2 separate regions of the Homo sapiens genome follow, and region 2 is linked to region 1. Evidence: chromatin loops called from intact Hi-C (ENCODE). Cell type or tissue: A673. All regions are shown on one strand. Links, peaks and the distances in the headings refer to the core of each region. The heading gives the core; the rest is flanking DNA.

Region 1 (2,915 bases), core at 306-2,805:
AACTAGCAAATATATGTAGAGAAATGTCAACTGCAACATTATATGAAATAATAGTAGCAACAATAAAACCCCCAAACTACGTATCAATGGAATTTTTAAAAATTATGGTAGCTTCAAACAATAAAATATTATGCAGCAGTTAAACAGAATGAGGTAGATACAAACATATTGAATTGGAGCAGTGTCCACAGTTATTCCTAAGTGAAAAAGCAAGATAAAGAGTGATCTTTTTGTTTAAAAAAAAAAGGTTATGCTTGTGTGTATGGGTGCACATATGCATGTAAACAAAATATTTCATCTGGGAAGTATAAAGTATAGAAATAAGGAGAGATTTCCACTTTCTACTTTATATACTTCTAGAGTTTTCAGATTTACATTCTCTTTTTCCCTTATGAAGTTTATGTAAGATTTTATTTATATAAAGCAATATATGTTTTTAAAAAGTGTACTGATGTCTACAGTTGATACTGTATCTTAACCTATTCCCCTATGGGAGAGTCTCTGGAATGCTTAGACTCCTATCAGCTCCCTGCCATCTGCATGTCATTTGTGTCCCATGTTTTACTTCTGTCCCTTTTCAAATCCTTCAAATTAGACATTATCACTATTATTATCATCATTTTTGTAATGTTTTAGATTTATCTGTAAACCACTTTCATCACCATTGCTTCTTGGATTTTAGACCTTCCCTTTCATATCATTTTCCTTCTTCTTGAAGTTAACTTTTACGTGTTCCTTATGTGTAAATTTGTTGGTGACAAACTAAGTTTCTATTTATCAAATTAAATAATTTATTTATTTTGTTCTCATTCTTGGAGGAAGGTTTTCTGCATACAAAATTTGAGTTAGATATGTTCTCTCAGCACTTTGTAGCTATTCTCCCCCTCCTGATCTTCATTGTTGAGGTCAGAAGTCTACTTGCTATTTGTGGTTCCCTGTTAGGTATCTGACTTTCCTCTTACTCTGTCTGTATGATCTTCTGTTTGTTTTTGGTATTCTGCAGTGTGGTGAGATGGATTAAAGTAAATTCTGCAGTATCACATGGCATGGGTGAGGAACAGGCAGTGCTGGGCAACATTCACAGTGAGCAAGAATCTGTGGGTCCCAGTTCTTCCTCTACCCTGTCGAGAGCTATGCCACTGTGGGACACGCGGCCAAGTTGAGGCGAAGAGGCACCCCTCTCCTCTCATGTCTTTTTTTTTTAATTGAGAGAGCATAAGAATAATCTTTTCAGTGGGCCAACTATAGATTACTTGGTGATAGGGAAATGCTCATTTTGATGTTGACTTAATTTAGATGTTAGCTGTTTACAGGAATTTTCTGGGAAACCCAGCTGCCTAGCACTTTAGAAGTCTTGGGGCCAGTAAGAAGTTGCAGCCGTTCCTGTTGCGGGTGGAAGGTAGCTCCTGCCCAAACTAGTTCATTGTCCAGGCAAAAGAGAGTCCTGGAATCTCTATCAGTTACTTTCATTGCGGTACCATCATTCCATCCTCTAACCTCAGCTCTCCTCACATACCTGACACGGGAGGAGAGAGAGTGAGCAGTTATTTGCTTCCCCTTGCACCCCAGGTCCTTTATTTTGGGGTTCGGATATGTCTAATTCACCAGTTGGGGTTTGTTAAATCCCTGAGGGGCAAGGCACATTCTGGGTCCTTTCCTTGTGATGTGAGCAGCTCTCGGGAGCCAGTTGTTATTTTGACTCCAAGGGTGACATCTAGAGGCAGAGCCGAGTAGCTGCAGCGCTACCTTCAGTATCTGAATCTTCCTCTCAGCAATCAGCTGAGGTCCTTTCCCGGGTGACCAGGACTACGGCCAGGGGACAGGGGTCGCGGGCAGAGACTTCTCCCACAATTTCGATCCTTCATTCCCATTTCAGACGGCATTCCGGTCAGACTTGGCCCTCCACTCTGGAAGCCATCAGCAGGGAGTCGTGATGAACTGTCAAGATTTAGCAAAAGACCAAAAACTAAGTCCGGTAAGAAGTGTGCTCCCTGCTTTGAGCATCAGCGACCCCCCTGGAGCGGGAAAGGAGGGCGGATGAAGCAGACGACCAAGCCCCACACGTGTCCTCCAGTCCAAACAGACACGACCAGGGTAGGAATCCTCTGGCTCTCTGCTAGCGCTGGTTTGCAGGGCGGCACCAGGGTTGGGTGGATGGGGCCAGCGTGAGGCCTGGCCGGGTCACACTCACCTTCTAGGACTGGGAGGCTGTGGATTTGGAGGGCAAGGACAATTTCCTTGATCTCTAAGGAGAATCGAATTTCGCCATCCCCAGGACCTTCTTGCCCATTGTCTTCCTCATGGCTTTCTTCCCTCCTCACTGACTTTCCAAGAGGTCCCCCAGTCCCCCAAAAAAACTGCTCCAGCTTTTTTCTTTCCCGTTTACCCAGCCCCAGAAGCTTTCGTGCATCCAGTCAGGGTTTTTCTATCAGTCCTCTGCTTTTTTCTTTCTCTATCCCACAGCTGCAGCTGCCTACGAACACCCAAGGAAATGGGCCCAGAGCCAGACCTCATCACTGTCCTTGACAACCCCTCCACTCAATTGAGGGATTTTCCTAATTTGGCATGCTGTCTCCAGATGGTGCAGCCTCTGGCTCAGGGAAAGCTCACGTCAATACTGTTCAAGAATGGGGAGGGCATGCCTGCCCCCTCCTCTTTGGTCAGTCCAGCAATTTTTCCAGCAATAGTAGGCCCTGCAATTGTTTGATCTTAATCTATGGAGTTCCCATCCATAGATGCTTCTCTCTAGAGGATGTCCATTTTTTTTCTGCCCAGAATCAGGTGACACTACTGACCACCTACCCCTTTTCCAGTCTCCCTGGTTTAATCTAGAAGTTTCAGAATCAGCTTACTGAAAGGCAGTTTGGTAAATACATTAAAAGTCTTCAAACTCTATAGACATTTTGTCCTAGTAA
Region 2 (2,915 bases), core at 180-2,679, 690 kb before region 1:
GTTTCTACCTTTTGGCTATCATAATACTGTTATGAACATTGGCATATATTTATCTGTTTGAGTTCAATTCCTTTATACCCAGAAATGCAACTGCTGGATCATATGGTGATTCTAGCATCCAGAGTCCTGATCTTGGTCTTTACTGTGTCTAAGGATCTATTTTCCGGTGGAATGAGACCCGGAGCTTCCCTGCTATCTCAGCATCCCACGGGGCTATGCAAATTAGGCTCACTGTGCTCTGGTTGTGTTTTATTGAACATTTACTTTGTGCTAGCCTCTGTGCTAAGTATAGTGTCTCTTAAATTACTCTATGAGTAGGTTTGATTATTATCCATATTTTGCAGATTAGAAAACTGAGGCATGGAGATGTTACATAACTGACCTAAGGGCACACAGATTGCAGGTGCTGAGCTAGGATTTGGACCCAGAGAGCATCATGCTAGTTCCCATGCATTTAACCTTTATGCAATTCTGCCTTTCCAAACAGATTGGCCATTAAATTCAACATCCAGGATTGTATTTGTTTATCTAGGAGAAATGAACTGCTTTAATTATGGTAAAAATCAAAGATGTAAATAAAAAAGCTAATGTAAGAAGCCCACTAGTCTCTGTGGTTTAATAGGATACTAGTGGGACATCTCTTTCATATATATATGTATATATATATGTGTGTGTGTGTGTGTGTGTGTGTGTGTATATATATATATATTTGTTGTTTGTTTATTTTTGAGACAGGTTCTCACTCTGTCATCCAAGCTAGAGTGCAGTGGGGTAAAACACGGCTCACTGCAGCCTCGATCTCTTGGCTCAAGCTATCCTCCTGCCTCAGCCTCCTGTTTATCTGGGACCACAGGTGCGCACTATGCCTGGTTAATTTTTTAATTTTTATTTTGTAGAGATGAGGTCTCACTATATTGCCCAGCTGGTCTTGAACTCCTGGCTCAAGCAATCCTCCCACCTTGGCCTCCCAAAGTGCTGGGATTACAAGCGTGAGCCACCATGCTTGGGCTCTCTTTAATATTTATGATAAAAAATTTTTTCTTAGTCTGTAAGGTATATGAGGGAACTTTGTTGTGTATAGGAGGTAGTCTTCTCTCTATATTTGCAAATGTAAATGCTCTATTTAAGATGTGGCACTCGCTGGGCACGGTGGCTCACGCCTGTAATCCCAGCACTTTGGGAAGCTGAGGCGGGCAGACCACGAGCTCAGGAGTTTGAGACAAGCCTGGCCAACATAGTGAAACCCTGTCTCGACTAAAAATTTAAAAATTTAGCCTGGCATGGTGGCGGACGCCTGTAATCCCAGCTACTCGGGAGGCTGAGGTAGGAGAATCGCTTGAACCCAGGAGGTGGAGGTTGCAGTGAGCCGAGATCGCGCCACTGAACTCCAGCCTGGCAACAGAGCGAGACTCCATCTCAAAAAAAAAAAAAAAAAAAAAAAAGAAAAGAAAAAATAGATGTGGCACTACATTGCCCTTAAGGATAACCCTGTGGATCTATATAAATTTAGCATGTTGAAACTGTCAATGAAATGTATCACTAGATGGCAGTACAAACCAAGTTTTAAAAACAACTGATTTTTAAATCTGCAAGATAAGTTAACCTGTAGGAAAGCAGCTGCATCGTTTTTGACATGATCAGGGCAACTGTATTTAATTCAGAATTGATTTTAATCACCTAGAAGAGAATTCACAATCTTTGTTAAGGCAGAAGGCCTGACAAGTGTAAAGGCTTTTACAAGGAAAGCTGCTCCTAAAATGTAAAAAATTATTGCTTTGGAGGAAGCCAAAGTTTCAAGTAAATGTTTTGACTTGAGAAACTTTGCATCAGCAAGATAGCGTCACATCTACACACTTACTTTTTGAATTCTTTCAGTTTTCCAGCCTGGTTTGGCTAAGAATCAACCTTTACTCCATAATTACAAATGTAACAGCCAATTTTGTCCTCAGGTGAAGTTCCATTCAGTTAATGCCAGAGAAAAATCCAGTGCTTAAATAATGTGGGAAGTTAGGATTGACACACAGTTTGGTTTGACATCTGAGGCCCTGAACTTATTGACTTGTGGTGGGATAACGAAACAGATCTCACCTGTCAGAAGAGGAGTCCCAACTTTTTCTTTGAGAGAGGAGTAGCCGGTAGTACGGGGTGAGGTAAACGCATTTACTTACCTTGGTTCACGAGGGTTTGGCTCTCATCTGATGAATTTTAATGTTCTAACTTGTTTCCTGACTAGGTGAGAGAATTAATGTTTCATTTCAGAGGAAGCTATACACTTACACCTGGATGCCAAATTCTCTCAAAAGGGAAAACTGATTTAGAAATGGATTTTTCTTTTTTTTTTTCCTCCAGCTGACTTATATAAGTTATTAGTCTTCTAGAAGGATCACAAGGAACCAGCATCAAAGAAATGGAATCCAGCTAATTCCCCCAAGAAACTGAAGTTTTCGGGACATGACTTGTGAAAGGCAAACATAAGCTGACATCTTTTCACACTGAACAGCAAGAGCCAAAGTGTATCCGAAAAGCCATTGTCAAAACAAGGAGTGAGAACAGCTGGGGTCAAGACCTAATGAAGGGCATCACTCAGCCTCTTTGAGCCTCGGATTCCTCATTTGTAAAGTGGGCATAATAATACCTCACAGGGTAGTTATGAGGGCAAATGAGATAATGGACACGAAGGCACCTGTACACTCCACGGTGCTATCAGAATATTGACTATTAGTGCTTTCATCACGCGGCTCCATCCAAACCCCTGCTTTCCCTCACTCCAGTAAGTGGTTGCCCTCCACCCACCCCCCATCTTCTAATAATGTAGACTGGAAACCCAAGCATCATCTTTGTCCTCCTTTTCATTCCCTGACCCCAGTTGGTCTTCATCCACAGTCTCTTTTTTTTTTTTTCTTTTTTGAGACAGA

The links. Hi-C counts contacts between places; a loop is a spot of excess contacts. Peaks named below come from ENCODE experiments on the same cell type or tissue, not always from the same donor. Only the 100,000 strongest peaks of a DNase experiment are listed, where the experiment ranks them.
Region 2: it touches region 1 in a loop (2.9-fold over the local background); 57 of 110 quality-filtered maps call a loop at or near these places.

The regions. Positions count from the first base shown.
Region 1 is chr7:104,230,410-104,233,324 of GRCh38, reverse strand. No RefSeq gene overlaps it. Among named protein-coding and RNA genes, the nearest start is that of ORC5, 24 kb to the right of the region's middle. In A673, for the core only: a CTCF peak has its summit at 1,733 (motif pointing left); a DNase peak (open chromatin) is centred at 1,694; H3K27me3 peaks cover 961 bases.
Region 2 is chr7:104,917,415-104,920,329 of GRCh38, reverse strand. All of the region lies in intron 2 of LHFPL3-AS2 (LHFPL3 antisense RNA 2), which reads left to right. Among named protein-coding and RNA genes, the nearest start is that of LHFPL3-AS2, 7.8 kb to the left of the region's middle. In A673, for the core only: a CTCF peak has its summit at 1,525 (motif pointing right); a DNase peak (open chromatin) is centred at 1,549.